2 separate regions of the Mus musculus genome follow, and region 1 is linked to region 2. Evidence: chromatin loops called from intact Hi-C (ENCODE). Cell type or tissue: left cerebral cortex. All regions are shown on one strand. Each heading gives the region's core, and the rest is flanking DNA. Links, peaks and the distances in the headings are about the cores only. Region 1 has its middle 690 kb from the start of Gm35380. Region 2 has its middle 420 kb from the start of Gm35191.

The links. Hi-C counts contacts between places; a loop is a spot of excess contacts. Peaks named below come from ENCODE experiments on the same cell type or tissue, not always from the same donor. Only the 100,000 strongest peaks of a DNase experiment are listed, where the experiment ranks them.
Region 1: it touches region 2 in a loop (2.4-fold over the local background); 2 of 42 quality-filtered maps call a loop at or near these places.

The regions. Positions count from the first base shown.
Region 1 is chr5:40,927,655-40,930,578 of GRCm38, forward strand. No RefSeq gene overlaps it. Among named protein-coding and RNA genes, the nearest start is that of Gm35380, 690 kb to the right of the region's middle. In left cerebral cortex, for the core only: no CTCF peak of the experiment used is centred there; DNase peaks (open chromatin) are centred at 1,698, 2,426 and 2,735; H3K27ac peaks cover 1,443 bases.
Region 2 is chr5:40,401,736-40,404,659 of GRCm38, forward strand. No RefSeq gene overlaps it. Among named protein-coding and RNA genes, the nearest start is that of Gm35191, 420 kb to the left of the region's middle. In left cerebral cortex, for the core only: no CTCF peak of the experiment used is centred there; a DNase peak (open chromatin) is centred at 1,167.

The DNA of each region.
Region 1 (2,924 bases), core at 332-2,831, 530 kb after region 2:
CGAATACCTACCTTTCATTGTCAATTACAGGAACAACCAAATGTTTATAATGATTTGACAGCTTTCAATTTTGAAATGAATTTTCAGATTCTTTCTAGACTGGGATAATTTAATCTTAAAGATGGTACACTCCACAGCCTTTAATTATTTTCATAAAACAATACAAAATGTTATTCCTACACACCTGATGATGGAAATCAGGAGACCACTGGCTCTGGACAAGACCAGCATACCTTTTCCAGAAGATGCTGGCATATAAAAGAAAGATGTTTAACCCCTCTAGTATAATGGGGATGGCTAATATTTATAGAAAGCTTTCTTTGGGTGCAACATAGCAGCTCCTTCAGTTTTATTACTTCCACATGCAAAATGCTTAGATATTAGTTCATTTTGCAGAAGAAGAATCTGAGTGACAAAGAGGTCAACCTACTTGCTCAAAAGCACACAGCAGGTGAGCAGGAGACCAGGATTTAAAGCCAGGCAAGACATCTCCAAAGTTTACTCCAGTGGTGATGTTCTTTCAAATGTAAGCTTCTTCTATAAGCTGGAAATACTAATGTTATTGTCCACTAGACTGCTTAACAAGAAGAGAAGAAACAGCAATGCCAGGGTACACATAGCTAGGCATCCCTTTATGAAGCCAGTGTAATAAACCTCCCAGGGACACAAGCAAATAAAAAGCTAAAACTTGTGCAAGAATTTAGTAAAGTGGCCAAGGACTTTGAGGGGATTTAGAACCTAGGAGCAACTAAACATGAAATTATGCGATTAAAACCACAGTCCATGTTACCAAGGTTTTTAGACAGTGTCTTAAAATTCCAAAAACTGAAATATTAACACATTTAGTTTTTCACCCCTTCCTGGATACTAAAGTGCATCATGTGCCTTCTCTGGTCCTCATTTTGGGAAATAATCTCCAGGCTCAGGTATTGGAAATACCTGCACAATTCTTGTCAGAATTGGACTTACTTATTTTTCTATGAAGATTGAGCAACTTCTCTGTAATAAACACTGTGCAAGTCCTTAATTAATCCAGCCCTCCTAATTCTAAAACAATGTTGCTACTAGCCCACAAAACAGTACATATAGTATTTTCCTTCTGCTTGCAGAACTGGCCTTATGTTTGTTCTTCCAAAAGAGCCACAATTAATTCAAAGGAGTTCATTCTCACCAAAACTGGTTCATCTTACAGCCACATCAATAAAGAACATTCCATGTATCATCTTAAATAGCACTTCTTGCATGTGTCTTTATTTATTAACATAGCAGATCGCTGTCCTCTCCTAAATCTGTGCAGCTCGCTTTGCTTTCTGTGCTCCTTGTGTTTATGTCTAAAGAATGACACAGGCACAGGATTTAAGGTTTCCTTTTCCTACTCCACCTAATTTCAGGAGGTGAATTGGCACTCAGTGCTTGAGGCAGTGATTCTGATGGAGAGTCCCCAAGGTAAGACTTGTGTTTAGAACTCAGATACTCAAAATACCTTCACCAACATCTCCAAAATTGTCTAGACCAGTTATAAGATGCAGACACAGTAAGGTGAGGGTCCCTTCTCAGAACTGCCTACATGCTGCATTTGCCAGAATTGTCCTCCAATATGCCCTTTCTGCTTCCGACGTGAGGAAGTTTGCTAACTTACATTAATTCAAAGCACAGATGGCTGCTCTTCCCACAGATTGGCTTGTTCTCTTCTGATTTTTCTTTCCCTTTCATCTGGGGCTAAAATTGGGTCACTTATTTTCAGAATGGCATAGTTTTCTTTTTCTCTTTCCCATTTCTAGGTTGCTAGCAATAAAATAATAAAAGCCAACATCTTAAACATGGGAGACAGGGGGAGTCTGACAACGCCCCCCCCTCAAATCTGAATCACAGGATTCCTGGAGGTACTGAAGGGCTTATTTCCTGTAGCTAACATTGTCTCCAGACACAGTCCTAGAATAGAACACTACTGTTGCAATTGTTTTAACTATGTGGGTAGGTTAATTTCAAAAGGTTGCAGGTGGATACCTAAGGCAATTTAGTACCACAGAGGAAAAAAGTCAAGAAGAGAGAATGCACTGGAACATTTAAACCGAGGAAGTCTGTTTGCAGGGAAAGAGAGATCTGCAGGAGGGTTAAGACTTAAACTGCATAGATCTGGCTGTGGAGTATGCCCTGTGGGACTCCGTTTCCTTGAGCTGTGTATATTATCTGCAAGGTTCTAGCTCAGGTGAATATGAGCTTCCAAAGAGAAATGAGGCAATGCAGCTCATCAATTCAATACCCAGTCCTGTATCATCCTTGGGTCTCAACTGGAGAGGCTCTTGAATAAAAATGATCTTTCTGTCTGTTTCCAAATTCTAGAAAATCTGGGTTTCTAGAATCTTCTAACACTGAGGATACTGTTTGTCAGCAATATCTTTTCCCTCTATCTTTACAATCTCTAAATTGCAGCTTCTATAAAAATCTCAAACACTTGGCTCTTCCTCACCATAAGGAAAATAGCAAACATGACATGATTTTTTTTTTCACCCAGCCCAAAGTAAAATGTACTCATTGTCTTCCTCTAATTTACTCGGTCTCTAATCCTTTCTCATCTTCCCTGCCTATTTTGCTTGTTGTTCTATTACTGTAAAACGACACTGTGACTAAGGAAACTTATAGAGGAAAAAAATGCATTTATTACAGGGCTTGCTTATAGCTTCAGGGGGTTACACCATTTACTGGGTGGGGAATGTACCTGGATTTGACATGGGCTTTTGAAATCTCAAGCCTTATGCCAGTGACACATGATCTCTATCAAGGCCACACTTATTCCGAGAAGGTCAAAACTCCTAACCCTTCCCATAGAGTTCCACTGTCTAGTAACTAAACCTTCAAATACATGAGCCTCCAAGAACTTTTCTCATTCAAACCACCACACTACCTTGTTCATTGTCTCCCAC
Region 2 (2,924 bases), core at 158-2,657:
GAGATAGAAGAGTGACAGACTCATCTCCACTTCAAAAAAAAAAGTTATGGTTGGGGGAATGTAGGATCAGTAGGATCACTGCCACTCACTTAGCCAGTACTGTTTACATAACTGCCAAAAATACAGAAGTTTGCTCTTTCTAGATTAAAATTCTAGCAAAAGATGTAACATCTTTGTGTCTCAACCCAAAAGAATATTAAAGTAAAACACTTGATTTTATGAGAATCAAGACATGACTGAGTTGAAAGTTTCCATTCTGAAATCAAATAATGATCATTAAAAATTTGCAGGGATTACACAATGTATAGGACTCTATTATTCTTTGGAAGGTAAAACAAACAAAACATATTTAGAAGTTCTTTATAACCATGGAATATAAATTCTAAATAAGAGTAACAAACAGCCCTTATATATAATATAACCCCTTAAATATAATAATTTTACAAAGAAAAACTCAAACAAACAAAACGTAGGTGTGGTTTACACATAATTAGCTTTGCATGACAGAATGGATTTCAATAGTTAAGGTACGTTAGGAATTCATAAAAAAAGAAACAAAAAAAAACAACAACAAAAAAAAACTCTCCCAAGGATGTGATGTTTAAATAAAAAGCTGGGAAACATGCACGTATAGTTGCATGAAGTCAGAGAATATTTTTGACACAAAACAGCATAAACCTGAAAAAGAAATCTTTGCTGGTTGGAAGTGAAACAGAAACTGGGTCACTGTGGTTGGAGCAAAGAGACTTTGGTTATCAGATATTGTTGAAGGATCAAAGAGTTCCACACATGCAGGCTATTATATTTAAGGATTTCCAGATAGTATGGGCATGATGGACACCATTGGAAAGTAGTATGCAGAAGAATGACAGAATAGGATTGATGTTGATTTCTGGCACAGTGTAGTCTTCCAAACTGTGTGACTCCCTGAACCCCCAAAATAGAACCTGTAATGACAGATGCCTGTGCAGGAGCCAAAGGCAATATCAGAGTTGAAAGGTGTTAAGCTTTACTTTCTTTCAATGAAACTGTCAGAAAATACATTGTTGCTGAAAAATGCCAGGGCTGGCAAAATCTAGGAATGCCTGCAAAGCTAAAGGAAAAGTGCAGGTGTGAGAATGCTACAGTAGGGAGAGCAGACACAAGGAGCTCCAGATGGTATATTTAAATGGGTGATGTACATCTGGCTACCAGCCTGGCACACAGAGACAAAGAATACCCTTCTATGTGTATAATATGCAACAATTGTAAATCTAGGTCACATGGAGACAGCCCCAAGCTTAGAAGATGAAGAAAAGCAAGTGGGAGGCATACTGGGATGATAAGTTCAAGAAAGACAGTACTACAAAGAAAGGTCTATAAGAGATTCCTCTACTCTTAGGTTGGCTGAGCTGTTCCATGAGAAAAACTACCACACACACAAAAAAAAATCCACTCCTTTTATGGATGTATGAAATGACGTAATATAAAAAAAAGTGTGTTGAGGGCATTTATTTCAAATGCAGTTTTCTGGAACCTTAAAATTCAAATGACTTCAATATCCATCATGGCCTTGTAAAGTAGAACTAAGAAACATTTCCTATTAGGTAGAGTCCCTTTGTTTTTTCTGTTACTATTGTTAAATGCTGATGCTATTGGTATTGTACATGGAATTTCAGCTTACTTAATAGAAATATACCTACTGATGAAAAGTTTAGTTTGAATTTAACAGGTATGCCAAGTTGACTGTCATAGATTGGATGTCATAAAATTATGTATGTATTTGATATTCAATCCTGCTTCATTCATTATATATATTTAGGGTGTATTCTTACAAACATTAGTTGACAAGTGATAAAGCTGGAAATTAAAATGTTTCAAAATTTCAAAGATTGAAAATAATTGACTGAGGTGGGCTTAAGCCAGATCTCTGACTCAAAGACCATGCTTCCTTTTTAAAATCATCATTCTCTTCATACTTAGTGCATGCGGACCAAATAGACACCATTTGCTCTTACATCAAATGGGCACCCTCCTCTGAGTCTCAGTTTCATCATCTATTTCCTAGGTTTAAGTGTCTCATTGAATGACCTCATCTTATCACCTTGGAGTTCAAGGGACATGATAGCATAGCAGGAAGAAGTTTTAGTATGAGCTCAATGCTGTTCAACTCTCATAAACATTTGTATTAGCAGCAGTCATCTTATGAATGGTCTGGTGATAACATTTCATAGAGAGAAAGTAAGATATCAAGAAGTTCAGCTTCTTATACAAGCAAGTCTGAAACTGCCGGGGATGCTGATATTCTGATCAAGCTTCTAACCCATTCCTGTGCATAGTCCCTTCTCTACTTTCGATGATGAATGACAAAGGAAATCATGAAAGACTATTATCATCCACTGGCAGGGAAACATAGTGAATCCAAGCTGATAAATGCATATGTTCTACTAGATTGGCAAATATACCATCCGAGTTAAAAAGTAATACCTATAGCTTTAGGGGAAAGAGAAATGGCGGAAGTTAAAGAGCATTGGCTACACTTCTCAAGGATGTAACTTGGTTTGCAGCACCAAAATCTTGGTTTACAACCATCTGTATTTCCAGTTCTAGGAAGTCTGACGTCATCTTCTGGACTCTAGCAACAAAGCACACACATGGTCAAAAAAAAAAAAAAAAAAAAAAAACCCATACACATAAAATAAAAATAAAAAGCTGTCTAAAAAGAAAAACAAAATTTATTATTATTTAGTTTATCAGTATATTATATTTTTGCAAGAAAGGCGATGAGATGATTTATTTAAAACTAGGGAAAATTACTATGTATTATTTTACAATTTACTGTAAGTTAATTTCAACAACATGGTTATATTCTACACTCAAGATTTTTATATTTGTAACAATTATTTATAGATTAAAAATAAATAGTAAATTTACTTAGTTTGAGA